Linked DNA regions of Homo sapiens: region 2 is linked to region 1. A link is a loop called in an ENCODE intact Hi-C map of the cell type or tissue named here. Cell type or tissue: MCF 10A. All regions are shown on one strand. Links, peaks and the distances in the headings refer to the core of each region. The heading gives the core; the rest is flanking DNA.

What was found. A loop is a pair of places that touch in the nucleus more often than their neighbours do. Peaks named below come from ENCODE experiments on the same cell type or tissue, not always from the same donor. Only the 100,000 strongest peaks of a DNase experiment are listed, where the experiment ranks them.
Region 2: it touches region 1 in a loop (2.5-fold over the local background); 1 of 110 quality-filtered maps calls a loop at or near these places.

The regions. Positions count from the first base shown.
Region 1 is chr1:186,820,343-186,836,940 of GRCh38, reverse strand. PLA2G4A (phospholipase A2 group IVA) reads right to left here and starts at 7,992. Exons shown (of 18, transcript NM_024420.3): 1 at 7,906-7,992. In MCF 10A, for the core only: no CTCF peak of the experiment used is centred there; DNase peaks (open chromatin) are centred at 7,570 and 8,000.
Region 2 is chr1:186,716,684-186,733,281 of GRCh38, reverse strand. No RefSeq gene overlaps it. Among named protein-coding and RNA genes, the nearest start is that of PACERR, 44 kb to the right of the region's middle. In MCF 10A, for the core only: a CTCF peak has its summit at 10,381 (motif pointing left); a DNase peak (open chromatin) is centred at 10,371.

The DNA.
Region 1 (16,598 bases), core at 5,447-10,446:
ACATCTGTGCTTCAATTCTATGCCTCAGAGAGCCCTTCCCATTCTCCGCCTTTGCATGTTATTCTCTATCATTGAAGCCCATTTGCTTTCTTTTATAATTTATTATCTGTTTGTTTGTATACTTATTATCTGTCTCCACTAAGACGGAATGAACTATACCTGCTTTATTCACCCAGGTATGCCCTAAATGTAGCACAGTACCTAGCATGTAGCTGTTATTAATTAAAACTGACTGAATTAGCGAAGGAATAAATGCATACTGCTCAGTGACCAACAATTCCTGATTGACATTAACATCTGCATTTCTTGACATAGGAGGCAAAATTGGTAAGTGAAAAAGAAGAGTAGATATTATCTAAATAGCTTCATACAATACCTGTTCTTTTTCTAAGTATTAAAAAATTGCATTTTCCTACTCCTACTACTTTTCTAAGTATACTATATGTATTAATAAAATGGTATATAGAAATTATTTTTTCACAGAAACTTAAAATTTATATGAGAGCATCCTTTTCATTGTGATGATAAAAAGTGCTTGAAGATTCTTGTTATCTGTTTAAATTACATCTTAGATTGACAATTGGCTTGGTTGATTAATATCTTATGTACATATTAATATATAATAACAATCAATATTATTATTAAGGTATATTATATGTAATATATGGTGTATTGAATAACTAATGATTTACCTGAATTAATTCATATTGATTATTAATTATATTAATGCATAGGCTATATATTAATACTGGGGTATTAATTCATATAAATAGCTTATTAATACTTATTAATACATAATATATTGATCAACCAAATCAAATTTGTCAACCTAAAACATATTTTAAACAGATTGTAACAATTTCTGCAAACAGTGAATGAGTGTCACAAATTTGATTCTTTCTTTTATTGCTTTTCATTGACAACAAAGGCATCATTACAGAAAGTAATAAAGGTGAGAGGGAAAAAATGCATGTAAATATTGTGAAGCTTTATATATATAAAATGTAAATCTCTGGTTGTCACCAGCTCAAAAATTAAGTACCAAGTAATAGATTATAAGTAAGCATCCAACAGATTTGCAATTAAATCTTTAATTTACCAAGAAGCCTCTTTTAAATTAGAATCGCTGCTGTGACAAATCTTTCTAAAATGGGTTAGTGGCATTGTCTTCTAAGAACCAGGGATATAACAGTATTTTAAAGTTATTATCTGAACATGTATTACCATTGATCATTGAAAGTGAACTACAGAAATTTCCTAGTGTTCTCTCTTTGAGATCTAAGTTCATGACGTCAGCAAATTTAAAATTCATCCACCTCTTCTTCATGGCAGTTGAATGAAAAGAAAGTTGATAACCTGTTTGAGGTTTGTGGTAGACACAACAGTGGCTAATGGATATTAAGAAATCATAATGATAGACGCAGCAGTCTATACAGAATGATCCCATAACTGTGTGCATCTTTAGACACTTTTCCCTGATTGCTTTTCAATAAATTCTTACATAATTGCTCCAAATTACTTTTTTCAATACTTTCATAATATTGCATCAAATATATGTTTTAAAAAGTCCACAAAATGAATTGCCTTTTTGTTTCAAAACTTAAAACACCATTTATCTGCCTCGAGACTATCCTAGGCAGACACTGTCTCTTCTTATAGATCCAAGAATTCTGCAAAAATACTTTTTTCCATAAGGGGTGAACATCCCAGTTTACTGCCTGTGTACTGCATTTAACTTGCTTATCCTGTCAAAACTGTGGGCATAAAAGTATGGGGCAAATAAGAAGTGTGTCAATTTACTGACTGAAATTCAGAAGCCATGTGCTGACCTAATGTTTCTAGTGGCACAGTTGTATCCAGCAGTAAAACCTGACCTAGTATGCATTATTTATTACCACATCATAGTATGTATACTAAGTCAAGCGTATAACTAATGTTGGGTTTTACCCCTGAGAAGGAGTATCTGCTTTATCATAAGCTACTGAATTATTTGGAAAGGTAAAATAATAATTATTTTGTCCAAATGATAAATCCAAGGTCAGAGTAACCATTTTGATACAAATGCTTTATGCCAACTGCCAGGTTTAATAAGAGCCAGAAAGAGCCATAGGTTCTGTAGGTTATACTTAGAAAATTCTAAGAAAATTCTCTACGACCAACCTGAAAGCAAAACATTTGGCAAAATCAGCACTTTTTACATAACTCATGAAATGTGTTTATTTTGTATTTTTAGATAAAATGTAATATATTTTATTTTCTTAAAGTAGTATACATACTACTGTACAAAGTACTATGTAGTTCCAAAATTGCACAACCTCCCCTATTACGTCAATCAGTAATCAAGTTATAAGGGCAGAACGATTGAGTTATTATGGAAACACGCACCAGGAGAGTGGACTTCCTGGGCCTTCTCCAGTAATTTTTCTGATGTTAACTCCAATAGAAAGAGTGTGACAACCTCAAAGAATACACATTAAAACTAAAAATATAAACCAATATATTTAAACATTTAAATACATCAAAATGGAATCATAAGGCAGACATTAAAAAAAAGAAAAAAACGTTTGACTTTTCAATAGCTCTTTTTCACATCTGTAAAATGTGGATAGTCATACCTGTACTGCTAACTTACACAGTTTTGTGGAAATAAACAAAGTTCATAACCAATCCCTTTATCAACCACAAAGCCTGTGAAAATAAAAAAATACTGGGCCTCTGATTTTTTTTTCAAACTAGATAGTGAGAAAACAGCTTGTAAATTAAATAACAAAACAAAAACCTAAGCAAGTATAAGCTGAGTATCATAAATACATGAGTTTTCTGTACTGTAGAAGAATACATATTAATGACATTTGTTTACTAATTCAAAGCACACTGTTACCTAAAATACCGATTTTTTTCCTGAAGACTCCAGAAGTCAAGCAAATGAAGAGGAAGATTGGGGAAAAGGAAGCAGTTGATTCACAACTGCATGTGCCAAAAAAGGAGTGGGAAGAAAAATGAGAGCCAATTTGGTCTATTATCTTTAATGGAGAGTGATGGCTAAACTCTGACACTGATAACTTTCAGCGTCAGGTGTCTGCTGAGTTTCTCTAAGCTCATTTGAATTCATTTAATAAGTGATTAGACTGGTAGGGTAGCTTTACAAATCTGCTTATGGTGAGCATTGAGTTGTTTATGCTTATTTCATTTTTTGTATAAGGAAAGGTAAACTGTATTTTCAAGGTGTGTTGTAAGATTTGCACTAAGAATCACAAAAAGAATCAAAAAACTTAGAATCACATAGCAAAAGTAGCAAATACATGTAATGCATCCTTTATTAACAGGCAGGTAATGGTATCAGAGGACCAGAATAACCTCTGCTCTATTTACTGTCTTCTTTGGAAAGAACTCCAGAACCAACCTTTTGGTTCCCCCAACTATTTATTGCCCTAATAGTCAAGGGGTAGAAGACAAAGAGTTGGCCAGAACTGAAATTCATTTTCTCTAAATTGGTTGTTCACAACCAATAATATTATTTTCCTCACAAAACTTTTCTTTTTAATAAGAAACAAAATCTTGCTCTATCACCCAGGCATGAGTGCGGTGTGTGGTCAAAGCTCACTGCAGCCTCAAACTCCTGTGTTCAAATGATCCCCCTGCCTCAGCCTCCCAAATTGCTGGATTACAGGTGCATGCCACCATATCCAGCTGATTTTTTCAAAATTTTTAATAAGATTTTAATTAATCTCACTATGTTGACCAGGCTGGTCTCAAACTCTTGGGCTCAAGCCTGCCAAAGTGTTGGGATTACAGGTGTAAGCCACTGCACCCAGCCTTACAAAACTTGAACAGTCATCACGCCACCCTTAGTCCTAACAATATCTTCTTTACATGATTCAGGCCAGGATGTCTCTGGTGCTGGGTTTTGGCCATCATCTCTGAACCCTCCAGGTTTCCCATCATTTGTAAACTATTAGTCTATGAGAATAAAAAATAATTTGCTCTCATTTTTCTATGTATTCTCACCCATTTTTAAGGGAAAGGTTTCAGGAAACACTAAAAATAACCCTCCAAAAATGAGAAAAACATTGTTTATAGAATTTCTACTTCCAGTTCAAAATTTCATCTATATTGTTAAGACTCTTAATATTCTTCAAAATTACTGAGGACCCCAAAAGTGCTATGATTATGTAAGTTATATCCGTTAATATCTATCATATTTGAAATTGAAAGAGAAAAATTTTTTAAATCACATTGAAAGAGACAATTCACAAACATAGACATATAAGTGGCCACTATGAAAATTGCTCAACTTTGTTCAACAAAGAAATGTAAATTTAAACAAGATACTATTTTCGTATATCAATTATCCAAGTTGTTGGATTTGTTGTCATTTGCTCTGTTTGATGATGGCACCCAGTATTGACATAGAAAACTCTACTCTTTTATATTGCTCATAAATGAATACCATATTCCTCAAGAGCAAAATGTCAAAAATAATCACTAGCATTCCATGAGATTTCGCTAAATATTTTAAAGAATCCTCAAAATACCCAACTATTATTATTTCTATTTTACAATTGAGAAGACAACATTTTAAGGAGATAAAGTAATTGGATTATCATCTCACAACTTGTAAGTAATAAAATTTTTTTTAGAACCTAGAAAATAAACTTTAAGAATCTACCATAAGGAAATAAACAAAAATGTATACTAACATATATAAAAAAGGTCCTAGATGAAATATTATTTATAATAGTGGAAAACTATTATAAATCTAAATATCCAACAATTATTTATAATAGTGGAAAACTAATCTATCTAAATATCCAACAAGATATAATTGGCCAGTACAGCCTATATACAGATGAAAAATTTCATATAGTAAGAACCATACTCTTTTGCTCATGGATAGATTGCCATTACTTGCATTACACACAGTAGGGACTTAATAATATTTGTTAAATATGTGAATACAAAGTAATGCATGATTATTAAAAAAAACATGTTTTAACAATGCATCTCATGAATGAGGGAGAAGCATGTTACAAAACAGCATGAACAGTGTGATCACAATTTTGTAAAACTACATGTATGTATAGAAACATATCTAGACATATAAACATGTATATACATGAACTTCTTGTCTGTCTCTTTGCTGATGCATACTGGGTACTCAATAGATATTTGTTGATTGAATTAATGATTGAATTACATTTTAAAAGTACCTTGGGGGAAATAATAGGTAATATTTTCTTTTTCTTCCTTGCAATTTTCTATATTTAATGAAATTTTAAGCAGTGAGTGTGATTTATCTTTATAATAAACAATAGTGTTATAAAAACTAATCATTCTGGGAAATGTCATTAGGAATTTTGGAATAAAAGTAGTAAATATAGACACCCCACAATCCAATAAAAAATAACTTGCATCTGATTTTCTTATTATGTTTCACTTACTGCATTCGGCAATAAAAGCAACAGATGTTACAGAAAAATGTCAAGCGTAATATTGTACAGTTAATTATTATTGGGGTTGAGTCTAGAACCTAGGTCACCTGGTTTCAGGCAAGCAGTTTTTTCCATTATACCAAGTTGCTTGGAGTTCTAGAATACCAATGAATAAATGACTATGTGGGTGCTACAATATCCACTGTTAGTTCCTTACTTATAAGTAAAATGATTTTATAATTAATCATTTTATATTATCAGAAAACTCCAAAGTTTTAAGAAATACTGCATTTTCATGTAATATGAATTGTCTTTGGGGATTTGTGAACTTCTTAAAGGTGTTTTTAAATTTGTGTGTGTTGGAATGGCATAATGTGCATTATTCTAGGGAGGGGTCCATACCTGTCACAAGATTATAAAAGTGTCTTTGATGGAACAAAAACAAAAGAAAGAAAAAGAAAAGAAAGAAAAAGTAAGAAAGAAAGAAAAAGAAAGAAAGAAAGAAAGAAAGAAAGAAAGAAAGAAAGAAAGAAAGAAAGAAAGAAAGAAAGCAAGCAAGCAAGCAAGCAAGCTATACAATCTGGAGCAAGAAGGAGGAAAAAACTGATGGTAAATAAAAGCAAACAAGATGAATGGGAACCACAACTAATTCTGTCTTCCTCTTTTTTATTCCTGGAACATAATTTTAATATGTAGATGATTCGATTTTATGACTGCTTTCTAAGTACCAGCACTAGAAAAGATAATGGGTTAAAAACATAAGCCAAATAACCTCTATGGAATGAACATTTTCAGTTGCTAAAAATCTATTTAATAATTTTTCTTTTCCTAATTAAATGTAAATGCAAAAATGCAAAACACTTCAGAATAACTTACTTTTTTTTTTTTTTTTTTTTTTTTGAGACAGAGCTTCGCTGTTTTCGCTCAGGCAGGAGTGCAATGGCGCGATCTTGGCTCACTGCAACCTCCACCTCCTGGGTTCAAGCGATTCTCATGCCTCAGCCTCCCAAGTAGCTGGGATTACAGGCACCTGCCACCACGTCCGGCTAGTTTTTCTATTTTTAGTAGAGATGGGGTTTCACCACGTTGGCCAGGCTGGTCTCGAACTCCTGCCCTCAAGTGATCCACCCGCCTCGGCCTCCCAAAGTGCTGGTATTACGGGCATGAGCCACTGCGCCCAGCCAGAATAACTTACTTTTTAAAAATATGTTAAAAAGATGCAATGTCTTATCTCAAAAAATATGCTTCCCCTAAGGGAAGTTTGTAAAACTCCTTTGAGCAAATGCACATTAAACACTTCTCTATGCATTTCACAATTATTGCTTAATTTAAAATTTAACTCTTCCGGAGCTAATGAAAGAAGTAAATACCTGTTTCTTATCCCAACCTCTAACTTGATTGGCAAGGTGTAGGAACCTGTAGAATGTAACTTTAAAATTCTTAACAGAGCTTGTTTCACTACAGTCCTCTACAAATATCCCTTGAGCCACAATTCTAAATTTAAACAACAAAGAGAAACAAAAATACAAATCTTCTTTGAACTCAAATTATATTGGCAAATATAACTTTAGAATTGACACCCATTCAGACAGTACGCCTCTAATACTCTCCATCTGCCTTAGCTGAATAAATGCTGACATCATCAACCCATATGAGGAGTATTTCTTGTTCTGGTTTTGGAGGTGAATTTATTTTTAAGACTAAAATGATTATAAATTGTAGGAGACAGATACATTCATCCACTGATACTTTAAAATCAAATACCTTTTTTTTCTGTTTTTTTTGGAAACAAAATTACTGAAATATCCACACTCAAAATTTAACTATGTAATTTGATCAAATCTTTTCTAGTATCTAGTTTTGAGATTTTTTTTTTCTCTTGGCAAGCCAAGTAACTTAGGGGAAGGGTGGATCATCAGAACACCAGTCCGTTTACAGTTAATTTTTCAATAATCCTCTTTCTTTCGCATAATTCTGCAAAATATTGACTAGCCAGGAAAGCGTCCCATAAGTAACAAAAATGACCAATTTTTAGAAATTAAAAGTTAAGTGAGTCAACAAAGTCTCTCGCTAAAGATCGCTAGGGCTGTCAAACAGCACAGCATGCTGCTGCTCAAGTTTGGGGATCAGTAACCATTGGGTGTCATCACGTGGAACGCTAATAAGCGCCACCTCACCGCCGTTTTGAATGCTAACTTTCTGGGATTCCAACCCAAAGAAACACCTTAATCTTTGACTCCACAGTGCATTTAGATCCAGGAAGGCAAATCTGCGTGGGTTTGAAGAAAATTGAGGTCCCTAATCTGTGTTTCACTTCAAAAGGCAGAGGACATGCTGACTTTTTAAAGCAGCGAGGTTTCCCCTCCGTCCTTTCTTCCTTCCAAGTAAACTACCAAGTAAAAGCTAAGGAGGGTGGGAGAGAGAAGTGGAGCAGAGGAAGAATAAATATATTGCTTACAGTTCCCAGAGTTACCTGAGAATCTTCAGGCTCCTCAATGCCTCTAGCTTTCAGTCAGGATCCTTTTTCAGCTCCGGACTTAGAGAAAGTCTTATCCTGAGTAGGAGGGGCTAAAATGTGGGCTGGTCTCCTTGCGCTTTTGCAGATGTTTTAAGGTGGAATTAAAGGGGAAGAGGGAGAACGCTCTCTTCTCATAGAAGCTAATATTGTAAATGTAAATGCTTAGTTATTAGAACCAGGAGTTTGAAGTCAGAAAATATGCTTAAATAATATGTAAATTAATCAGTCCTAAATTCCATGAGTGCTGTTGTGGATTTCTGTGTGTGTGATGTGTGTGTGTGTGTGTGTGTGTGTGCGTGCGCGCGTCTGAAATTGCTACTTGTCCTTAAGTAGTAACTACTTCCTCCTTTTTTCCAAAGGAGAACAAAATTGAAAAGACAGTGAATAACCTAGAGCATTTTTGCATTATTTAAAAAGGCAAAGTTTATAACAAACCCCAAATATAAAAATGTACATTTTTAAAAAATGAGTATCAGACCACTTTAAAAATCAAATCTGTTTAAATATTTCCACTCCAGACTCAGAACACCTGTGTTGATAATAATTTCTTTGTAAATTTAAGATTAAAGGCATACCAAATAATGTAATATATATGTTGAGATTTAGGGAAGAAAATGAAATCAGGTTGAATTCCAAATTTGCAGTGTAAATCCAAATACCTTATAGCACTGTAATGAAGAAGGTGCATTGTTTAAATGTACCCAAATTCCATGAGAATCAATTCATGTCTTTAAAGATTGACATGTTCATTTAGTATATCTTGTTTTTCAAACACAGGATCTTGTTTTTGCCTTTAATTAAATACTGAACTCACTCTCCTAACTCTCTTACAATATTTTCAAAGAATATAATTTCACTAAATCTTCTGGAATATCTGCTTTCTGTAGCCCAACATTCAACTCTTATTTGTTTTTATTTTTTTCCCCTAAATTCAACCTGGCATATTATAAATCTCTCTTTGAAAAAAAAAAAAGCCAGTAATGTCTTTTTTAGGAAGGATAGATTTATAATAAACATTTTTCGGGCTGGGCACGGTGGCTCACGCCTGTAATCCCAGCACTTTGGGAGGCCAAGGCGGGCGGATCACGAGGTCAGGAGATCGAGACTATCCTGGCTAACACGGTGAAACCCCCGTCTCTACTAAAAATACAAAAAATTAGCCGGGTGTGGTGGCGGGCGCCTGTAGTCCCAGCTACTTGGGAGGCTGAGGCAGGAGAATGGCGTGAACCCGGGAGGCAGAGCTTGCAGTGAGCCAAGATTGCGCCATTGCACTCCCGCCTGGGCCACAGAGCGAGACTCCGTCTCAAAAAAAAAAAAAAAAAAAAAAAAAAAAAAAAAAAAAAAAAAAAAAAAAAATTTCTCTTTCCAAAGAAATCCCTGAATTTCTAGAAAGGAGGTGTATGTTAATTAGAGGAGCAGAGAGCACACTGGTAGTTTTCATCTCTTTCCCCCAGACACAACTGGTGAAAGAAAGAATCTATACTGCAGGGCATGTTCGTTCTAAGACTCTGATAAAAAAGACTCCCTGGAAAAGCAGCTTCACAGTGCTTGCTTATAGAGCACAAAAAAAGTGCTCTAGTGCTTTTTTGATAACAAAAAGTTATAGCTCTCAATATTTCCAGATGATATCCAATAGTGTGTCATGCATTAAAGATAAAAAATTTATTTAAACGCTTTTAAAGAAAATGTCATTATATGTCATGGTTAGGGTTAATATATACGGGGAGAAGTTTGTCTCTTTCCCGCCTTACTAAATGAAGCTGATTTATCTCCACCTTTATAATGAATAAAGGCTGCTGCAGGTATGTCTTTTCCTCTCTGGAATCAGTGCAGACCAAATCCCATTTACCCATTTTGTGGTTCTATGGCCTCCTTATCTCATCTATTTTGGCTCACTACTTGTGATCTCACTGTTCACATAGACCCCTAGGTGGATAGTACAAGTTCAGATTTGCCGTCTTCACTTTGCCCAATTTCCTCCAAAAATATTTTCAGCATTGACCTACTGACTTCAAAAACCTCTGCTTCCACCTTAGGTAAGATAGGCCCTGACTTCCATAGCGTGCTTCAGTCTATAGGATCAATTATGTCTGAAGACCCCTCTCCACTTGGTTTGTCCATCAACAAAGATTAGTCATCTGGGACCCATCTGAAACTGAGAAATATCATAGCAGCTTCTTTGAATCCAATTCTACCATTTGCACTATTTCCAGCTAATAAGTTTCATGCAGTTTGCTAGTAATTTTCCACATCTTTAAAATTTTAGAAAGAGAATAATAAGCTAAGAACTAGATAAGTAATCAAAAGGAACAACCCCAAAACTGGCCAAATTAACTAACAAAGAACACCTACTTGTCAAAAGCCATGGCTCAAAAACCCCAGGGGGTTGGGAGGGGGAACCCTGATGTTTGTATGATTGATTTTTCTTTCTTTCTTTTTTTTAATTTTACTTTAAGTTCTAGGGTACATGTGCACAACGTGCAGGTTTGTTACATAGGTATACATGTGCCATGCTGGTTTACTGCACCCATTAACTCGTCATTTACATTAGGTATTTCTCCTGATGCTATCCCTCCCCCTGCCCCTCATCCCACGACAGGCCCCCGTGTGTGATGTTCCCCGCCCTGTGTCCAAGTGTTCTCATTGTTCAATTACCACCTATGAGTGAGAACATGGGGTGTTTGGTTTTCTGTGCTTGTGATAGTTTGTTCAGAATGATGGTTTCCAGGTTCATCCATGTCCCTGCAAAGGACATGAACTCATCATTTTTATGGCTGCATAGTATTCCGTGGGGTATATGTGTCACATTTTCTTAATCCAGTCTATCATTGATGGACATTTGGGTTGGTTCCAAGTTTTTGCTATTGTGAATAGTGCCACAATAAACATACATGTGCATGTGCCTTTATAGTAGCACAATTTATAATCCTTTGGGTATATACCCAGTAATGGGATGGCTGAATCAAATGGTATTTCTAGTTCTAGGTCCTTGAGGAATTGCCACACTGTCTTCCACAATGGTTGAACTAGTTTACATTCCCACCAACACTGTAAAAATGTTCCTATTTCTCCACATCCTCTCCAGCATCTGTTGTTTCCTGACTTTTTAATGATCGCCATTCTAACTGGTGTGAGATGGTATCTCATTGTGGTTTTGATTTGCATTTCTCTGATGACCAGTGATGATGAGCATTTTTTCATGTGTCTGTTGGCTGCATAAATGTCTTCTTTTGAATGATTTTTCTTTCTTTATGTGGAGTTGTTTTCTGTTATCTTTTTTACTATTTCCAATTCACCTATCTTCTGCTCTAACTATATGAAACTGCTTTGTTTCTGATAAACTTGAGCAGGGTAATGAGGTAGTATATGAGAATTAAATCTGGATAGAAAATGAAGATGATTAGCCAGCATAGGGTACTAAGAGAGAGTTGAATAGGGAATCTAATCCAGATTGCAGGTAAAATCAGAAAATGGCTACCAATCAACTAATTTACTTATAATAATGTATCCTTCTATTCCACAGGCTATGCTTGAGTCTTCTGGTCCAACTGTATTTATAGTAAAATAATAAGTTGATATTTTTGCTACTTATTTGTATCTGTGAATATAATTAACATGAATCATTTCTCTTTTTAGGTATTAACAAAATCAATCAGGTTAGTAAAATAGCAAGTCACAGAAAATGATTTTCTCACCTTGTCAAGTTTTCTGGCATCCCACTAATTGACCTCTACCTTTCATTCAAACTAAGAGACTATTCTCCTTGCACATCGTTTCCCTAAATTCCACTAGAATAATCCTACTCAACCTGCAAGGCTTAGCTCAAGTACTATCTTGTCTGGAAAATTTCCCTACCCTTTTCCCTGTCCAGCAGAATTCATTATTCTACTTGTATGAGAATGCTCATTAGAGCACTGATCATGTATTATACTTGGCTATACAAGAAAAAAAATATTTTATATTCCATCAGGGCACAAGGCAAGTCTTTCTCATGTTAATAAACCCTCTTTTCACCTGAAGTTTATAACACATTGGGAGCTCAATGGATGTTTGTTGAATTTGTTTTCCATGATATCAGGGTCAAAGATATCTTAAACCTGACACCTAAATAGCACTCTACCTGCCACTGCCATCTCCATCATTACTAAAGAATAGACATTTTATTTTTTTAATACCCTCCAATCCACACACACACTGATAAATTACTGACAATATAAAACTAACAAGAAGTAAGGATGAAATGGACCCTAATTAAAATGTATTTACCATGAATTTAAAAATCAGATGTTATGATGAAACTACATTTTTCAGGAGAGTGTATCTGTGAACAATAAGACCTATATTTTATAGCTAAATATCTACTAGTAGTTACACCTACATTTGCAAAGATCTTTTGACCTAAACAACGGAAGCAATACTTTTCTCTTACTTTGAATTGAACTCATTAAACAAATTATTACTGCTTAATTAAACTTTTCCCTCCTTTTTAAATAAATACATTAGGAAAACTATAACAAATAAAGTACTACTAAGATTGACTGTTACTCTTTATATAGAGCCTATAATGGGCCAGGTACTTGTGTTAGTACTACATTTGTTGTATCACTAACCATTATATTCATGAAATGAGACATTATTTTCTTTATTTAGAATCTCGATATTCAGTAAGCATATAAAATTTGTAGTGAGGCTGGGATTTTAATCAAGTCGGTCCAACTCCAAAGCCCACAATTTTTCTAGTGTATCACACTCTCTCATAGCAAGTTTTGTTTGGCCATATTTTCAGCTTTGTCCCAAGTCAACCAAATCTCTGACTGTTAGGGAGCAGTGGTAGTGGAGTTACTAATAGATAATTAAAGCCTCCATTATCCTAAGCACCCAGGCTAGGAACCTTCTACTATTCTCTTCCACATCAGCAATTGTCAGAGTCTTGCCCCTTTTCTTCCTTCAACCCACCCAACTCCTTTATTTATCTTCTGGTTTCTATCTTCACATTTTTATATCTGCATTTTCCTGTCCATTTTACTATCAAAATATTAACTTGTACTCTTGCTTTACTATTACTTACATATACTACCATACAATCTTTACTCCTGCATCTCCTTTTCAGTCTTAAAATCATCCTAGCCTTCACTAACAGATAGACATTCCTACAATTCAGGTCATTTCACTACCCTACCCATACCATCCACTTCTCTATACTACCTATTGATTTATATTACTACACTTTAAAAATACCTCTTTCCTTTTGCAGATGATGTAGAAGTAAAAATTAAATCAGAATACTCTCAGATTTTATCACAAATTACAAATAGTCATACTGTCAACAATAAATATGACAACACACATTAGAAAATTTTGGCTACAGACAAACCATGTTCAGGACCTTTTGATAAAACTGAGTTGTCCTAATTCATTTTACCTACTTGTGGCAATAATTTCACACATCGTTTTCTGCTCTCTAAGAGTCCTCTAAATTTGGTAAAGCAAATGCATGTCTAGTTTTAGTAATTCTGTAGGAATGGGCACGAACTCAATTACTCACCTCAGAAACTGACTGGCAGGCACTTTGCAGGGTTTTAAAAATACTTGTGCTCTTGGAATTTAAATGTACTGACGACAGTGAGAAAGGCAGAGCCTGTGTCCTTTGCTTTGAGGTAATCCTGAGTAGGAAGAATTACTGCTAAGTGAATTTCCAGTGCCTCCCATGTAGCTGAACTCTGAAAGATGTCAGTAGAGAACTTTTATAGAACATTTGGCTGTCTAGGGCTAAGATAATAGCACTATTCCTATACTTATATTTATAAAACCAATGACTGAGCAGCTTCAAAAGCTCTTTGCTGCTTGATTCCCATAATAAATCTCCTCTTATATGTGTGTGTGTATATATATACATATATATTCTATTGGTTATGATAGAATGTGTGTATGTGTATGTGTGTGTATATATATATTCTATTGGTTATGAATATATATATTCTATTGGTTATGATTCCCTAGAAAACCCTGACTAATACACCTATTGAGATATTTTTACATCCCAGAAAACAGTAAGATAGTCCAAGAACTGAATTTAAGACAAAAGATGAATATCCTAAACAGTTGCCTATCCATTTTTGCTTATAACTTGCTACAGTTAAAGAAAGCACTGTAATGTCAGATAATATTGTGATTTATCACTAAGATATTAAAAAGAGTTTATGATTCTTTTCCTCTAAATCACAGTCTAAAATGACAAACTCCCTTTCACTTTGCTCTCTAAATAGTTCCATTTTCCTTAATAGCCACTCTGATATTTGTATTAAACATGGGTAGCAAGGTTTAGGTTCTGTATGATCATTTATTTTGGAATGTTCTACCAACTCTCACACAGTATGCTCTTTGGATATGATATTTGCTTAATAAATATTACCCATTCACCCAATAAATGATTCATTTATTTGATCATTTATTCACAGTGATGTTTAAAGCCCTGTGATAGGAAAACCTTTAGAATTTTGTAATGTGTCCTCTGCTTCTAAGTCCTCAAAGAGTCAGATGTGAGTGCTTAGGGAAGTCCTCCTAGTATATGGGTGACATATACTGGAACTGTGTGTGACTTCTGGGATAAGCTAGGGTTATAGAGATCAGGTCCTGGCAGCATGGCCACAGCCTGCAGTGTTACCATTCCACTCTAAAAAATAGGAAACCATTGGCTCTAAGAAGGTAGGTGATTCATCCAAAATTAAACATCAGAGGAGGACAAACCAAGCCTTTGACTTCAATTTACTTATCTCTTTCTATAGCCATTTCCCATTGCCTACTCACAAATAAATTAATTGAGCATTAGAAGTCAAAGCTTCCAAGCAAATAGGAAATGGAAAATAAAAGCTAGGAGTTTTTATCTACCCGTACTTTGTTTTGTTTCCTGATAAGATTTTTTAAAATTTATATTAGAAAGGTAACAAACTCATTGTTAAACGTTTTGAAAATGAATGTACCAATTTTGTGTTTCATTCTTGTGTCTATGTGTATTTTTTTCTTTCTCCATTCCAAATCATGACTTTATGTTCCATTGTCAAGGAATCTTTTTAGTTTGTACAACTACTGCAGCACCCTGTACAAAACATGGAGATTATTACACTCTCCTTCCAACTTCCCACCATCATCCTTCCCAATTATGTTTGCATAGCCCAAATTCTTATGGAGAATTATGAGAAGAAGCAAAACACTCAGGCAAGGTAGGAAGGATTCAGACGATTCATGTATTTAGACTCGGTATCAGCAACCCTCATTCCTCACATTAACAGCAGGTAGCAAGACTTCTGAGGAATGGCTACCTGGCCACATGGTAGAAGATAATTTGTATAAGATTGATGAAACAGATACTTGATTTAGAATTAGGAATTTAGTGCTTTATACATGGTAATGCATAATATTACATAGCAATATGTAATAAATAGGAATACATAATGTATAGTAATACATAATACATAGTAATGCATAAATATAACATAGCAATACATATTAAATATGTATTTAATAAGATTTATAAATATTTAATCTTCAAATTGCCACTTACCTTATAAAATAATGCCTTACTAGGAAAGTCAGTTTATTCTTACTGGGAAACAATTTTACCACATGAAAATTTGAAGAACTATTTGAGGAGAAATGAAGAGATTTTGGATAACAAAATGCATGGTGTCCATGGTAACATTGGACTATATTTGCAGGAGTTCCCAAGACTCAAGCTTGGTGCAGAGGTAGGAGAATATTTCTTAAATTTCAAGGCATGATATGGCTTGAGCATGGATCTACCATTAGTAACTAGCGTATTACTAAACCAGAAGATTCTATTCAAAGGTTTGAGGCTTTACAAGATCCATAGGACACTTGCACAGCTTGGAGAAATTGAAGGGGAAAGAAGTTTCAATAATGCCTGAAATTAAACTTCCTAGCCAGTTGGGGGTTAGGAGCAGTTTAACTTTGACTTATCAAAAGAAATGTGGCATTTCTTAATCTAGTGCTATAGAATAGAAGTCATACCCATTGTATCTAGTTACACAAGAGAAAGATAATTTTAAAAATCATATATCCCACCACCCTAATATAACAATGGTTAGCGTTTTGTTGTCTATAATTTTTTTTTAAATTTATGCTGGTAGATATAATTTTGATAGGATTATACACTATTCTGTCATCTCTGTTTTTCTCTATTCACAGTATGTTGGAAACATCTCCAAGACCATAAAATATTTTTAATGGTTGTATAATTTTACAGTGTGTGGACACACAATAATTTATTAAAGAATCACTTATTTTAAGGTGTTATACTGTTTTCAACCTTTTCACTTTTGCAAACAAAACTTTGATAAACATTTTTTAACAATCTCAGTTCAAGTCCACAATGAAGTGAAAAGGCAAGGCAGGGCGTGGTGGCTCACGCCTGTAATCCCAGCACTTTGGGAGGCCGAGACGGGCGAATCACAAGATTGGGAGTTCAAGACTAGCTTGATCAACATGGTGAAACCCCGTCTCTACTAAAAATACAAAAATTAGCTGGGCGTGGTGGTGTGTACCTGTAATCCCAGCTACTCAGGAGGCTGAGGCAGGAGAATGGCGTGAACCTGGGAGGCGGAGATTGCAGTGAGCCAAGATCATGCCAC
Region 2 (16,598 bases), core at 7,787-12,786, 110 kb after region 1:
ACTTTTTAGCAATACTGTATTTTAAATGAAGGAATGAACATTTTTAGAAATAATGCTATTACACACTTAACAGACTACAGTATAGTGTAAATGTATCTTTTTATGGACTGAGGAAATTTTTTTAAATTGTGTGACTGATTTAATCGCTATATTCACTTTATTGCAGTGGTCATCTTCTCCCAAATGTTAGGTCTCTGCATCTCCAATGCCTTGTTATTTTTCTCATGTTGTTAAGCAGATAATTTAAAAACATTTTGACCATGCTTTCTCATTCTCAGTGAAAAGACTGATTCTGTTTCCTAGTCCACCATTACTGGAAGTGAACGTCCTATCTAGAATTTTAATTTTTCTTCACCCATTCACGAGGCTGCCTCTCATTAGTCTAGAGTTTTCGAAGGAATGGAGAGATAGCTGGGGCAAAAGGTAGGAAAAGTCGTACTTAACTGACACCAATATTATCTGCTATTGGTTTCTTCTGTGTGATGCCAATGTTAAAACTGTCTCATTTTCTCTTGAGCACTCTAGTGGGCTTATCCTAGGGTCTCCTGCCTGGCCCCATGCACTGTCCCTCCCTGGATTTAGGCAACACTCTTCACTGACGATGTGTGAGCCCCCTCTGCATCCAAAGCTTCATTTTAGGATCTTTATGCTGAGGCTGCCTGGCTTCTTACAAGAAGCCTTCTTCAATGGAATCTTTTCCAAAACAATTCCAGGACAAAGTTCCTACTTCATATTCCATATCTGATTCCTAAAACATCATACGTCTTTGAGCCATCCTCAGAGGGATGATTTCCAAACACTTTTCCCCAGCTCCTCCACCATGGAATGCTTTAGCCAGCTTCTGGCCTTTTTCTTTATTCATGAATGAGTCAGACATGGCTATGTCCCTTTAATCCAGGGTCCCACTCAAAGCACTCTGAGTGATCTTTAGAAATCCTTTCTCCATAGGCTCACGGTGAAGGGAAAGAGCCTTCATACCATTGCCTTGGCAAGGGTAGGCTTCATAGTGCAACAATTTTCCTTATAGAAGAAGCCCTTAGTTTCTAGCAACTCCAAGCCTCTTCACTTTCAACCATTTTGTGTTTGAATGGGAGTAGGGGCTAAGAAGAGCAAAACTACTTTATATCACTTATTTTGAAAACTGGCAAGAAAAGAAATCAACTTCTCATTTTGGAATGCAGGGCTAGTTTGCCCCTATTGCTTGAGGTCTCAGACAAAATGGAGACATACTGAGTCCCAATGTAATAGCGCCTTCAAAAGGGACAAGCATGAGGAGACATAACATTTCTGGGTTACCTACTCTATGCCATCTCCTATACTATGTACTTTAGAGTACATATTTTTTTCATCTTCTTCTCCCAACCTTATGAAGCTACACTAATCACTGATTGAAAATTCCTATTAAATTAACCTGTATTTTCATCTTAACATTGGATAAAACAAGATTTTTTAATATAGCAAGAAAAGGTTCTAAAATTAAGAAACATAGTGAGTTAAGAAAATGTGCTTTATGTATTCGACTTAGAGAAATAGGATAATTATCAAACTTCTTCAAATTTTTCCATAAACTGGAAATAAATTTTCTGTCTGCATTCTCGTCTGTTGTGTAATGGGTAAATTACATGAAATAATATTTGTCTTTGTTTTTCTTCTTTGTTTCATGTAATCACAGTGCCCTTTTAATTTCTCTTCTAACCTCCACTCCCATGAATTCGCTGGTTTGTTCCTCATTACCATATTCTGCATAAACAGTACAGATCTCTGGTTGATTTCCCAGCCCTAGTAGTGTCCTCTTTTACTTGTCCATAAACACTGCTAGGAAACTAATCTTCACAGCACACTGTTTTCATTGTATCACTCTTTAATCCAAAAAAATTACCAAGCCATCCTACTGGTAGTTATATTTCCTGGGAAAAGTAGTTAAGGCCAAGACTACTAAACCTTGACTTGCAAAAATGAATGATGCCACAGCTAAATCTTCAAGAAACATATAGTCAAAAAAATCCATTCTATTATTTATTTTTAGCTCAAGTCCTTGGCTCCAAGCCCCAATCTAGTTCTACCCTACTGCCTACTGAACTTCTGTTTAGCCTAGACTACCTCAGGTATATACAGTATTTTTCTTGGCCTCTGTTTCAGTTCCTTCCCAGTTTTGTATGAAAGTGAATGATTAATCTGAAGAGGAACCTACCCATAGCTGCCTTAAAAAGATGAATTCCAAGAGATGAAAGTGCAAGAGAAATATATGGGGGAAAGATCCCAGCCCAGTCCTCTATACAATTCCTTTACTAACCCTGCTAAAAGCCCCAGACCAGGGGGCTGCTGGCAAGATGGTCGAATAGGAACAGCTCCGGTCTGCAGCTCCCAGCAAGATCAATGCAGAAGGCTGCATTTCCAACTGAGGTACCTGGTTCATCTCATTGGGACTGGTTAGACAGTGGGCTCAGCCCACAGAGGGCAAGCAGAAGCAGGGTGGGGCATCACCTCACCCAGGAAGCACAAGGGGTCGGGGAACTCCCTCTCCTAGCCAAGGGAAGCCATGAGGGACTGTGCCATGAGGAATGGTGCATTCCCACCCAGATACAATGATTTTCCCATGGTCTTCTCAACCTGCAGACCAGGAGTTTCTTTTCATATCCCATTGGCACCTGGAATGCCAGCAAGACAGAACTGTTCACTCCCCTGGAAACGGGGCTGAAGCCAGGGAGCCGAGTGGTCTAGCTCAGTGGATCCCAAACACACGGAGCCCAGCAAGCTAAGATCCACTGGTTTGAAATTCTCGCTGCCAGCACAGCAGTCTGAAGTCAACCTGGGACACTCCAGCTTGGTGGGGGAAGGGGGCATCCACCATTACTGAGGCTTGATTAGGCAGTTTTCCCCCCACAGCGTAAACAAAGCCGCCGCCTGGAAGTTCGAACTGGGCGGAGCCCACCGCACCTTGGCAAAGCTGCTGTAGCCAGACTGCCTCTCTAGATTCCTCCTCTCTGGGCAGGGCATTTCTGAAAGAAAGGCAGCAGCCCCAGTCAGGAGCTTATAGATAAAACTCCCATCTCCCTGGGACAGAGCACCTGGGGGAAGGGATGGCTGTGGGCACAGCTTCAGCAGACTTAAATGTTCCTGGCTGCCAGCTCTGAAGAGAACAGTGGATCTCCCAGCACAGCATTCAAGCTCTGCTAAGGGACAGACTACCTCCTCAAGTGAGCCCCTGATCCCCGTGCCTCCTGACTGGGGGACACCTCCCAGCAGGGGTCGACAGACACCTCATACAGGAGAGCTCCGGCTGGCACCTGGCAGGTGCCCCTCAGGAACAAACCTTCCAGAGGAAGGAACAGGCAGCAATCTTTGCTGTTCTGCAGCCTCCGCTGGTAATACCCAGGCAAACAGGGTCTGGAGTGAACCTCCAACAAACGCCAGTAGACCTACAGCAGAGGGACCTGAAAACTAACAAACAGAAAGGAAGAGCATCAACATCAACAAAAAGGACATCCACACCAAAACCCCATCCAGAGGTCACCAACATCAAAGATCAAAGGTAGATAAATCCACGAAGATGGGGAGAAACAAGTCCAAAAAGGCTAAAAATTGCAAAAACCAGAATGCCTCTTCTCCTCCAAAGGATCACAACTCCTCGCCAGCAAGGAACAAAACTGGACAGAGAATGAGTTTGACAATCTGACGGAAGTAGGCTTCAGAAGGTGGGTAATAACAAACTCCTCCGAGCTAAAGGAGCGTGTTCTAAGCCAGTGCAAGGAAGCTAAGAGCCTTGAAAAAACGTTAGAGGAATTGCTAACTACAATAACCAGTTTAAAGAAGAACATAAATGACCTGATGGAGCTGAAAAACACAGCACGAGAACTTCATGAAGCATACACAAGTATCAATAGCCAAATCGATCAAGCAGAAGAAATGATATCAGAGCTTGAAGATGAACTTAATGAAATAAAGCATGAAGACAACATTAGGGAAAAGAGAATGAAAAGGAATGCACAAAGTCTCCAAGAAATATGGGACAATGTGAAAAGACCAAACCTATGTTTTATTGGTGTACCTGAAAGTGATGGGGAGAATGGAACCAAGTTGGAAAATGCTCTTCAGGATATTATCAAGGAGAACTTCTCCAAACTAGCAAGACAAGTCAACATTCAAGTTCAGAAAATATGGAGAACACTATAAAGATACCCTTAGAGAATAGCAACCCCAAGACTCATAATAGTCAGATTCACCAAGATTGAAATGAAGGAAAAAATGTTAAGGGAAGCCAGAGAGAAAGGTTGGGTTACCCACAAAGGGAAGCCCATCAGACTAGCAGCGGATCTCTCTGCAGAAACCCTATAAGCCAGAAGAGAGTGGGGGCCAATATTCGACATTCTTCTTTTTTTTTTTTTGAGACAGAGTCTCACTCTGTCACCCAGCCTGAAGTGCAGTGGCCTGATCTCAGCTCACTGCAAGCTCTGCCTCCCAGGCTCACACCATTCTCCTGCCTCAGCCTCCTGAGTAGCTGGGACTACAGGTGCCCACCACCATGCCCAGCTAATTTTTTGTATTTTTAGTAGAGACAGGGTTTCGCCATGTTAGCCAGGCTGGTCTCAAACTCCTGACCTCGGGGTCCGCCCACCTCAGCCTCCCAAAGTGCTGGGATTACAGGTGTGAGCCACCATGCCTGGCCTAACATTCTTAAAGAAAATAATTTTCAACCCAGAATCTCATATCCAGCCAAACTAAGTTTTATAACCAAAGAAGAAAAAAAATCCTTTACAGACAAGCAAATACTGAGAGATTTTTGTCACCACCAGGCCTGCCTTACAAGAGCTCCGGAAGGAAGCACTAAAGATAGAAAGGAACAACTGGTACCAGCAACTGCAAAAACATACCAAGCTGTAAAGACCATTGATGCTATGAAGAAACTGCATCAAATAACAGCCAAAATAACCAGCAAGCATCATAATGACAGGATCGAGTTCACACTTAAAATTATTAACCTTAAATGTAAATGGGCTAAGTGCCCCAATTAAAAGACACAGACTGATCTCATTCTCACTTCTATGTGAAATCTAAAATAGTCCCACTCATGGAAACAAAGAACAGAAAGGTGGTTAGCAGGGGTCAAAGGGGAGGGGGAAATGGAAAGATGTTGGTCAGATGGTACAAACTTTCAGTTATAAGATGAATAGCTTCTAGGGAACTAATGCAATGGATGAAGACTATATTTTGTAATAACGTATCATATACTTGAAATATGCTAAGAGGAGATTTTACGTTTTCTGACCACATACACACACACAGACATACAAAGATAACTATGTGAGGTGATGGATATGTTAATTAACTTGATTGTGGTAATTATTTCACAATGTATACATATGTTGAGACATCATGTTGTATACCTTAAATATATTTAATTTTTATTTGTCAATTTTACCTCAATAAAGCTGGAAAAAGGTAAAACAAAAAAAAAAGACACAGACTGGCAAATTGGATAAAGAGTCAAGACCCATCTGTGTGCTGTATTCAGGAGACCCATCTCATGTGCAAAGACACACATAGGCTCAAAATAAAGGTATGGAGGAATATTTAGTAAGCAGATGGAAAGCAAAAATAAAGTAGGGGTTGCAATCCTAGTCTCTGATGAAACAGACTTTAAACCAACAAAGATCAAAAGAGACAAATAAGGGGATTACATAATAGTAAAAGGATAAATGCAACAAGAAGAGCTAACTCTTTGAAATATACATGTACCCAATACACGAGCACTGAGATTCATACAGCAAATTCTTAGAGACCTACAAAGAGACTTAGACTCCCACACAATAATAATGGGAGACTTTAACACCCCACTGTCAATATTAGGCAGATCAACAAGATAGAAAATTAACAAGGATATTCAGGACTTGAACTCAGCTCTGGACCAAGCAGACCTAATAGACATCTACAGAACTCTCCACCCCAAATCAATAGAATATACATTCTTCTCAGCACCCCATTGCACTTATTCTTAAATTTACCACATAATTGAAAGTAAAACACTCCTCAGAAAATGCAAAAGAATGGAAATCATAACAAACAGTCTCTCAGACCACAGTGCAATCAAATTAGAACTTAGGAATAAGAAACTCACTCAAAACCACAAAACTATATGGAAACTGAACAACCTGCTCCTGAATGACTACTGGGTAAATAACAAAATTAAGGCAGAAATAAACAAGTTCTTTGAAACAATGAGAACAAAGACACGACATACCAGAATCTCTGGGACACAGCTAAAGCAGTGTTTAGAGGGAAATTTATAGCACTAAATGCCCACAAGAGAAAGCGGGAAAGATCTAAAATCAACACCCTAACATCACAATTAAAAGAACTAGAGAATCAACAGCAAACAAATTCAAAAGCTAGCAGAAGACAAGAAATAATCAAGAAAGATCAGAGCAGAACTGAAGGAGATAGAGACATGAAAAACCCTTGAAAAAAAATCAGTGAATCCAGGAGATGTTTTTTTTTCTTGAAAAGATCAACAAAATAGATAGACAGCTAATCAGACTAATAAAGAAGAAAAGAGAGAAGAATCAAATAGACACAATGAAAAATGATAAAGGGGATATCACCACTGATCCCACAGAAATACAAACTACCATCAGAGAATACTATAAACACCTCTATGCAAATAAACTATAAAATCTAGAAGAAATCATTAAATTCCAGGACATATACAGCCTCCCAAGTCTAAACCAGGAAGAAGTCGAATCCCTGAATAGACAAAAAACAAGTTCTGTAATTTAGGCAGTAATTAATAGCCTACCAGCCAAAAAAGGCCAAGGCCAGAGAGATTCACAGCTGAATTCTACCAGAGGTACAAAGAGGAGCTGTTAACATTCCTTCTGAAACTATTCCAAACAACAGAAAAGAGGGAATCCTCCCTAACTCATTTTATGAGGCCAGCATCATCCTGATACCAAAACCTGGCAGAGACACAACAGAAAAAGAAATTTCAGGTGAATATCTCTGATGAACATCAGTGCGAAAATCCTCAATAAAATACTGGCAAACAAAATCCAGCAGCACATCAAAAAGCTTATCCAACACAATCAACTCAGCTTCATCCCTGGGATGCAAGACTGGTTCAACATATGCAAATCAATAAACATAATCCATCACAGAAAAAGAACCAATAAGAAAAACCACATGATTATCTCAATAGATGCAGAAAAGGCCTATGACAAAATTCAACACCCATTCATGCTAAAAACTCCCAATAAACTAGGTATTGATGGAATGTATCTCAAAATAATAAGAGCTATTTATGACAAACACACAGCCAATATCATGCTGAATAGGCAAAAACTGGAAGCATTCCCCTTGAAAACCGGCACAAGACAAGGATGCCCTCTCTCACCACTCCTATGCAACATAGTATTGGAAGTTCTGGCCAGGGCAATCAGTCAAGAAAAAGAAATAAAAGTTATTCAAATAGGATAAGAGGAAGTCAAATTGTCTCTGTTTGCAAATGACATAATTGTATATTTAGAAAACCCCATCATCTCAGCCCAAAATCTCCTTAAGCTGATAAGCAACTTCAGTAAAATCTCAGGATGAAAAATCAATGTGCAAAAATCACAAGCATTCCTATACACCAATAATAGAGAGCCAAATCATGAGTGAACTCCCATTCACAACTGCCACAAAGAGAATGAAATACCTAGGAATACAACTTACAAGGGATGTGAAGGACTTCTTCAAGGAGAAATACAAACCACTGCTCAAGGAAATAAGAGAGGACACAAACAAACGGAAAAACATTCCATGCTCATGGATAGGAAGAATAAATACTGTGAAAAATGGCCATACTGCCCAAAGTAATTTATAGAATCAATGCTATCCATTGACTTTCCATTAAGCTACCATTGACTTTCTTCACAGAATTAGAAAAAAACTACTTTAAATTTCATATGGAACCAAAAAAGAACCCGCACAGCCAAGACAATCCTAAGCAAAAAGAACAAAGCTGGAGGCATTATGCTACCTGACTTCAAACTATACTACAAGGCTACAGTAACCAAAACAGCATGGTACTGGTACCAAAACAGAGATATAGACCAATGGAACAGAACAGAAGCCTCAGAAATAATACCGCACATCTACAACCATCTGATCTTTGACAATCCTGACAAAAACAAGCAATGGGGAAAGGATTCTCTATTTAATAAATGGTGCTGGGAAAACTGGCTAACCATATGCAGAAAACTGAAACTGGACCCCTTCCTTGCACCTTATACAAAAATTAACTCAAGATGGATTAAAAACTTAAATATAAGACTTAAAACCATAAAAACCCTAGGAGAAAACCTAGGCAATACCATTCAGGACATAGGCATGGACAAAGACTTCATGACTAAAACACCAAAAGCAATGGCAACAAAAGCCAAAATTGACAAATGGGATCTAATTAAACTAAAGTACTTCTGAACAGCAAAAGAAACTATCATCAGAGTGAACAGGCAACCTACAGAATGGGAGAAAATTTTTGCCATCTATGCATCTGACAAAGGGATAATATCCAGAATCTACAAGGAACTTAAACAAATTTACAAGAGAAAAACAAAAAAAAGCCCATTAAAAAGTGGGCAAAGGATATGAACAGACACTTCTCAAAAGAAGACATTTATGCAGCCAACAAACATGAAAAAAAAGCTCATCATCACTGGTCATTAGAGAAATGCAAATCAAAACCACAATGAGATACCATCTCACGCCAGTTAGAATGGCGATCATTAAAAAGTCAGGAAACAAGAGATGCTGGAGAGGATGTGGAGAAATAGGAACCCCTTTACACTATTGGTGTGTAAATTAGTTCTAGCATTGTGAAAGACGGTGTGGCAATTCCTCAAAGATCTAGAACCAGAAATACCATTTGACATTATGCCATTACTGAGAATAAACACAAAGGATTATAAATCACTCTACTATAAAGACACATGCACACGTATGTTTATTGCAGCACTGTTCACAATAGCAAAGACTTGGAACCAACCCAAATGCCCATCAATGATAGACTGGATAAAGAAAATGTGGGACATATATACCGTGGAATACTATGCAGCCATAAAAAGGATGGGTTCATGTCCTTTGCAGGGACGTGGATGAAACTGGAAACCATTATTCTCAGCAAACTAACACAGGAACAGAAAACCAAACACCGCATGTTCTCACTCATAAGTGGGAGCTGAAAAATGAGAACACATGGACACAGAGAGGGGAACTTCACACACCAGGGCCTGTTGGAGGGTGGGGAAATAGGGGAGGGATAGCATTAGGAGACATACCTAATGTAGATGACGGGTTGATGGGTGCAGCGAACCACCATGGCATGTGTATACCTGTGTAACAAACCTGTATGTTCTGCACACGTATCCCAGAACTTAAAGTACAATAAAAAAAATTTTTAAAAAGGAAATAATCATATAAACTGGAACTCTCACTCTTTTAGCCAGCCCATTAATTAGTACACAATGAATCTTCAGTTTGTACCGCTCCATCAGGGAAGTCTCTCCATGTTTTGTTAAAAGTGTGGTTGGCCTGGAAAAGATTAATACCTTTCATTTATTGAACAGCTTATAGTTGGGGTGTTCACATTCCATTAGCTCATTTTATACCATAATGATTTTTTGAATTAAGCAGGAAAGTGGGAACATTACTTTCATTTTATTTAAAAAAAAAAAAAAAAAAGAGGAGCTCAGAAAAATCAGGCAGACTTCCCAAAGTTCATCTGGCAAGGTAGTAGTTAAAATGATGTTAGAATAGTGGTTTTATATGCTCTTCTTGCTACACCGCAATATACTCGAATGTTCTTTTTCACCTTAACATGACAATGACAGTCACTCTCTTAAACCAAAAATGATGACTAGAACAAGAATTTAGGGCCAGAAGCAACCATAGTAGATTCAGGCTTGTGTCTTATTGGAGTTTAAACTTCCAACTAGAATTAATATTTTGGTTAGTAATAAAGCTATAACCCAAACTCCAGCCTGTTACTAGATGATTTTCAGCCTTTGGGATATGTCCCATTCCAATCAAGCTGTTCCTTTTCCTGTCTTGAAATGTGCTAACCATATTTAAACATTTAGCTACAACGACTTCAACCAGATGCTAAATTAAATGGAAAAATTTGGGAATTTGATATTTCCCTTTCCCAAATGTCTAATTTTGTACCCTTGCTACACTTCTTACACTTACAATTCACTTCATTTTGTACTTCACCTTTGTTGTTGTTGCCAGTTTAATCACACAATGTTTTACTTCCATGCTATCAATTAAACATTTTTTTCTCAGAAAAAAAAAAAAAGCCCAGACCTAGAAGAGGGTTATGTTTCCATGAGCTCCCCCTAGAGGTTGGAGTGCTCATTAACACTAGTTAGCTACCAAAACAAATTCACAATCCACATTGTATTCAGAATAGACCACGTTCATCCAACATCATTTGCTTGTAATTCAGTAATAAAACACGAACAGATGACATAAGAAATTAAAAAGTGTCATAGCATTTAGAGAAAGGTTTGGCTGGTTGTTTCATTCATTCATTCATTCCATAAATACCTTGGGCTGGAACATAAATTTTACCTTTTAATTTTAGCATAGTTCTCTTTCCAATAGGTACAAATTATAGGGCCTAGAAGAAATAAAGGGCACATTCGGTCAGTATTTGGAAAGAGAAGAGTACCAAAGAAAAGTCTCTTTAAACAACAAAGACTCAGTTTGCCTGTTTCTTTCATTAATTTAACCGTTCAACGTTGTTGAGTGCTCATTATGTGTCAGAATGCATTTGATATGGGAATTGAACAGTGAACAAGGTATGACATCTGCCCTTATGAAGTTTTCAATTCAATGATTGCTGACAGGTCAGGTCACAAAAATAAAGTCACATGAAAGAATGTCAGTGGAGAAATAAGAGCAGAAAGCAAAATGGGATAAGTATTCTAGCAGAATGTGACATATGAGTCAAATTTTAAAGGACACATAAATTTGGGTTAGGTGGGGGCAGCAGGAAAGAAAGTTGGATAATGTCAAATAAAACTATCAGAGATGTATCATAGACCAATGAATAAACTGGAAATTTACATTTTGACTTCAATAAAACGTTTATTGCAGAATTTTTTAACGTAAGAGGAGAGGCAACACTTACAAATGCCTGGAGGCCTAAATGGCCCAAATTTTCCTCAGGGGCCCAAAAAGGTGATTTAAAATGAATAGAAACTCAGAGGACTGATGCTTAGAAGGGATGGGGTGCTTTAATGATAGAATTCTGTCTAAATTATTATTAGAAACACCTTTAATTATTGCAATACTGTCTTAAGGGCCTCAAAAAAAAACTCAACTAAATTCATTTTATACAATAAGTATACAATAGACAAGTTTTTTTCCACCAGCCCAACATCATCTTGTGTTTGAGAAAACAAAGATCCAGAGAAGTTAAGTAAATGAAGTTACACAGAAATTTGTGACAGGGGCATGTAAGTGAGATACAATTCACTGCTGCATGTACTATACCAGAATGAAAAAATCAAAACATCATATGTGGGCAATTACACAGAACTACATTGAAACCATTTGCTTTCCACAATCTGTTATTAAAGTTTGTCTTAATCCATAAACTGTTATTAAGAACTTCTAGAACATGTCGGTATAACAATAAATTTTTGACTGAGATTATTAAAAGCATGCAATTTTATTAATCAAATGATTTTTTTAAAAATCCATTTCCTAAGATTTGGAATTTTCCACTTTCCATGTTCTCCCTATGTTCAAATAAGAAAGGAAAAATACAGATTAGTTGAAAAACCTCTTCGCAGAGGTACCACATTACCATTCAAAATGTGTAAAGTTGAGCTTCTTTCATTTGAAGCTAATATTTGTGAATTACACATTCAATGAAGATTTATTGAGCACTCACTATGTGTACGGATTGTACCAAAGGCTAAGGATAAAACAGCGAAAACAAACATAAAACAAAACAAAACAGAAATAGATCTTGCTCTAGTGGCAAAAAGTGTAGTGAATAGCATGTAAGAACAGCATGTTTTCAAAACTGTTTATTTCAAACAGTATGTTTTCAAAATTATTTATTTCAATATTTTAGTGGCTTTTATTGAAATCAAATTACAGACTCAGATTCTATAATTCCAAACAGATTAGTTCTACATTTTTGCTCTCAAGGCATTGACTTTTTGACAATCTGATGACTGTAAAATGGTATGGCATTGGGTTTGTAATTTGCATATACCTGATAACTAAAGAGTTAGAGCATTTTCTTTCACGTATATATGGGCCATTTGTATTTCTTTTGTGAAATGTCTATTTATTTTGCCTGTATGTTTATTGAGTTATCGATCTTGGTTATATTTAGGAATTGTTATATATTGTGGATATTAATCTTTTGCTATCATTTGAATTTTGAGTAAGACACAAATGGCTCAGAGGCTTGATTTTGCCTGTGTCCCTTAGTGAATCTGCTCTCACATATATGTTAGCCAAAGCTGCTCTCACTTTTGTATGCTCAAATCTGTTTCCTGCAACTCCAATCCCTACCCCACCCAAAACTCCTGCCCTGAATTTGCAACTTTTCACTAAGGGTCATTCATCCTGTTCCAGAAGTTCTGAAACTACTTCAAATCCACCATTACATTTATATAGCCCCAACACTTAGAAGAGTATCTGACACGCTGTGGTTTTGTAATGGTTTAGATGACACCTTCTTGCTATTCCTTCACATGGTGGAAGGTCAAGGGGATCTCTTGAGCTTCTTTAATAAGGGCATTAATCCCAATCATGAGGGCTCTGCCTCATGACCTAATCACCTGCCAAAGACCCCAACTCCAAATACTATCACATTGGAAATCTGATTTCAACTTATGAATTTGGAGCAGGGGAACATAAACATTTAGACCATAGCTATGGGAAAATAAAACAAACATGAGTACAAATGAAGGCAAGAATCAGGGTTGTATGGAAATTGGAGCTTAAAGAGATGATATACAAATTACTATAACATTTCACCAGAGCAAAACTTTTTGCTTCGGAGTGTCTCTTGAAGTTTCTATTTCACGCATTTACCTACACTGGTCTTAAAGATTCTGGCTTCAGAATATGGAACATGCTACTTCCTCCCATTCTTTACTCCTCAGTACCAAACCGACTAAGTCAAATAGTATTTGAGAACAAAGAACATGTATTTCCATCCTTGGACTTCCTATTATGCATCAGGTATTTTTCATGCATCATCACATTTAATACTAAAAACATTACTTTATAAGAAGGCTCATTTTGCAAAAACAAAAATAAAAAGGAATTATAAATTGACAGTTAATTATTTCATAAGATTATGGTGAAGAATTTAAATGAGTAAACTAAGGCTAAAAAAGGAGAAGCTACTTGTCCAAAGTGACCAACTCGTGACCTGGTGGAGCCAAGATTTAAAGCCAGGAAAATGTTAAACAATTACAACATATGGTTGTATTTGGCACTAATCCATTCTAAATGTAATCTACTCCTAACCTTGTCCCCCAAGTTTTTTTTAACTAAACATGGATAAATACCTGAGACTGGGTAATTTATAAAGAAGAGAGGTATAATTGGCTCATGGTACTGTAGGCTGTACATGCATGGTGCCAGCAACTGCTTGGCTTCTGGGAGACCTCAGGGAGCTTTTACTCACAGCAGAAGGCAAAGTGGGAGCCAGTGTCTTCCGAGGCAAGAGAGAGAGCAAGAGGTGGGGGAGGTGCCACACACATATGAACCATGAGATCTCCCGAAAACTCACTATCAGGAGGACAGCTCCATGACATGAAGGATCTGGCCCCATGACCCAAACACTTCCCACCATGCCTCACCTCCAACATTGGGGATTAAAATTCAACATGAGATTTGGTGGGGACATATATTCAAACTATATCACTGAACTATATCACTATATCACTTCTCTCCTCAGAGTATTGGGACGCTGAGAGATTGCCCACTTGTTGAATTAAAGACTTATTTTTTGCTTTCTGATTATTCAATAAATCGCTAGGCAGCCAGGGTTTTCAAACATAGCATTCCTTTGAGTTCTCCCTTACTATCCACTCCCCATCCATAAAAACCTGGGCTAGAGTGTTTCAAAAATGTGTTGCTGTTTTCCTGAAAAAGCTGTGTTTTGATGCATTACACTTTGGACACCATACCATGTCTAAAAATTGAATTTTATATCAGTGCTTCTAGGAGAAGCACAGTGTCTCCCTACCCCATAGTTGACATATACCACAATAAAACTCACGCTAATCCTCAGACACAATGGAAATGCTTGTTTAAATTAATTTTATTAATATCATGTAAGAAATTGCAAGGAAGATGTATTTTCTTAGACATTGAATAGTCTAAGAAGTTAGGATCTAGAGTGGTGAGCATTTGATAAATATTGCATAGTGAAGCTAATGAAAGTCTAATAAGAGTCTAAATGTTTTATAGTCAATCATAATCTTTTTTTTTTTTTTTTTGAAATGGAGTCTCGCTGTGTCATCCAGGCTGGAGTGCAGTGGTGTGATCTCGGTTCACTGCAACCTCCACCTCCCGGGTTTAAGCGATTCTCCTGTCTCAGCTTCTCGAGTAGCTGGTATTACAGGCATGTGCCACCATGCCTGGCTAATTTTTTTGTATTTTTAGTAGAGATGGAGTTTCACCACATTGGCCAGGCTGGTCTCGAACTCCTGACCTCATGACCCACCTGCCTCGGCCTCCCAAAGTGCTGGGATTACAGGTGTGAGCCACCATGCCCGGCCCCATAATCTTTTAATGTAAACTTAAGTCACAACAGGGAAAATGTCCTTATTCAGCTTTACTATTCAATATTATATCCTTTAACAATCAGCATTTCAGTATATGTAAGATATTTTCCTTCATTCCTTTACCAGTCTCTTCTCTGTCATCATTTCTGATATAAAACTATATTTTTACATATAATTTTATCTTTAGATAAAAATTTTATTAAAATAACCAGATTCAGGCCGTTGAGCTGTGGTCGGGGGCTGGGGAATTCCAGCTGGTTTATTGCATTGAGTTCTCAAGGGAGGACAAACTAAGTCATAGGAAATTTGGTGCCTATCAGCTGAGTTAGATAAATCTTAAAAATCATATTTCAAATATTTTTCTCTTTTTTCTCTTTCTTTTTTGTTTTTTGAGACGGAGTTTCACTTTTCTCACCCAGGCTGGAATGCAATGGCCCGGTCTTGGCTCACTGCAACCTCAGCCTCCCAGGTTCAAATGATTCCCTGCCTCTAATCAGTTCTGTCCTCTAGACTTTGTAAGTAGATTGAGAACTTAAAGGAAATTTCTCAAAAAATTTCAACAGCTCTAAATTTTCCCATAAAGCATCTGGATTCTTGGGGATGGTAGCAACTGATCGGAAAAACAACTTTTTTATAGAGAACTCAAAACTTTGATTCTCTCTGTTGCTTATATCCATCAATTTTTAAAAATGCAATACTAATTTAACATAGAGACAAGACTATACACTTTAAATATTAAATACAGCCTAAAATGACCAGGTGATCTCTCTCCTCAAACCTTTAAGAAGCTTCTGAAAAATCTAAACCATCTGTGATTGCTAAACTCTGGTATTTTAATCTAACAAGTCAAGAAAGCTGGCAATTTTAATCAAGAATTCCCCTCCCTCAATTCCTCATAAATTTAGTATTAAATTTTGTTACTGGCTAACGCAAAATGTCTAGTATCCACTCCTTCCCAGCTCACTTCCTTCCCCATTCCTTATCTAGGAAGGATGTGGTTTCTCTCTATCTCAGGGGCAATTAATGTTTCCAGAAAGTATGCATCTATGTCTCATTATTTTAGCACACAACCGAAATTTTAAGTTTAAGGAAGACCTCTGGACATCCTAATATCTTAGTTTGTATTTAGTTGTCTAAAAAGAATGACACATGATGGTTAGTAAAAGTATACTTAAAGACTTATTTAACCAGCCTATTTCTAAAGCCCTAGGAAATGCTTACTGGTGAGAGAATGTTAAAACTGCCTGACAGCTAATTAAAGCGTGTGCACACACACACACACGTTTCTTTTATTGTACTAGAATAATGCCTGAATAAATGAAAACATAAATCAGGAGCCATATTACTTTGTATTTATAATTTACCTTAACGGTAATGCTTTACTCCTTATTTACCAAATGAAATGAATGAGAGGTAGCCATATATAGATTTCCATGATTTACAGAGCCATATAATATCAACTTATGTAGATGTAGCATTTCATATTACAGTCTCTCATTATCACTATAAACCTCATGAGAGCATTCCTGTAAAATCATGTGTTATCTATGTTTTTCAACTGAGTGAGCTAAGACTCAGACAAATTCATAGATTTGCCCAAAGCTGCAAAGCTAGTGTCAAGAGTGAGGCTCATTCCTGGTCTTTCACCCAGAATCTGGTGCTACTTATCCATAAAGAAAGCCCCATGTTCTCTACTGCCAGGATCAGACAGGTTCTTAGATATTATCCTAGAAACTACATGTGGTACAAAACTTGAGCAAGTTGCCAAAAATAAGTTTTTCAATTATTGGGGTG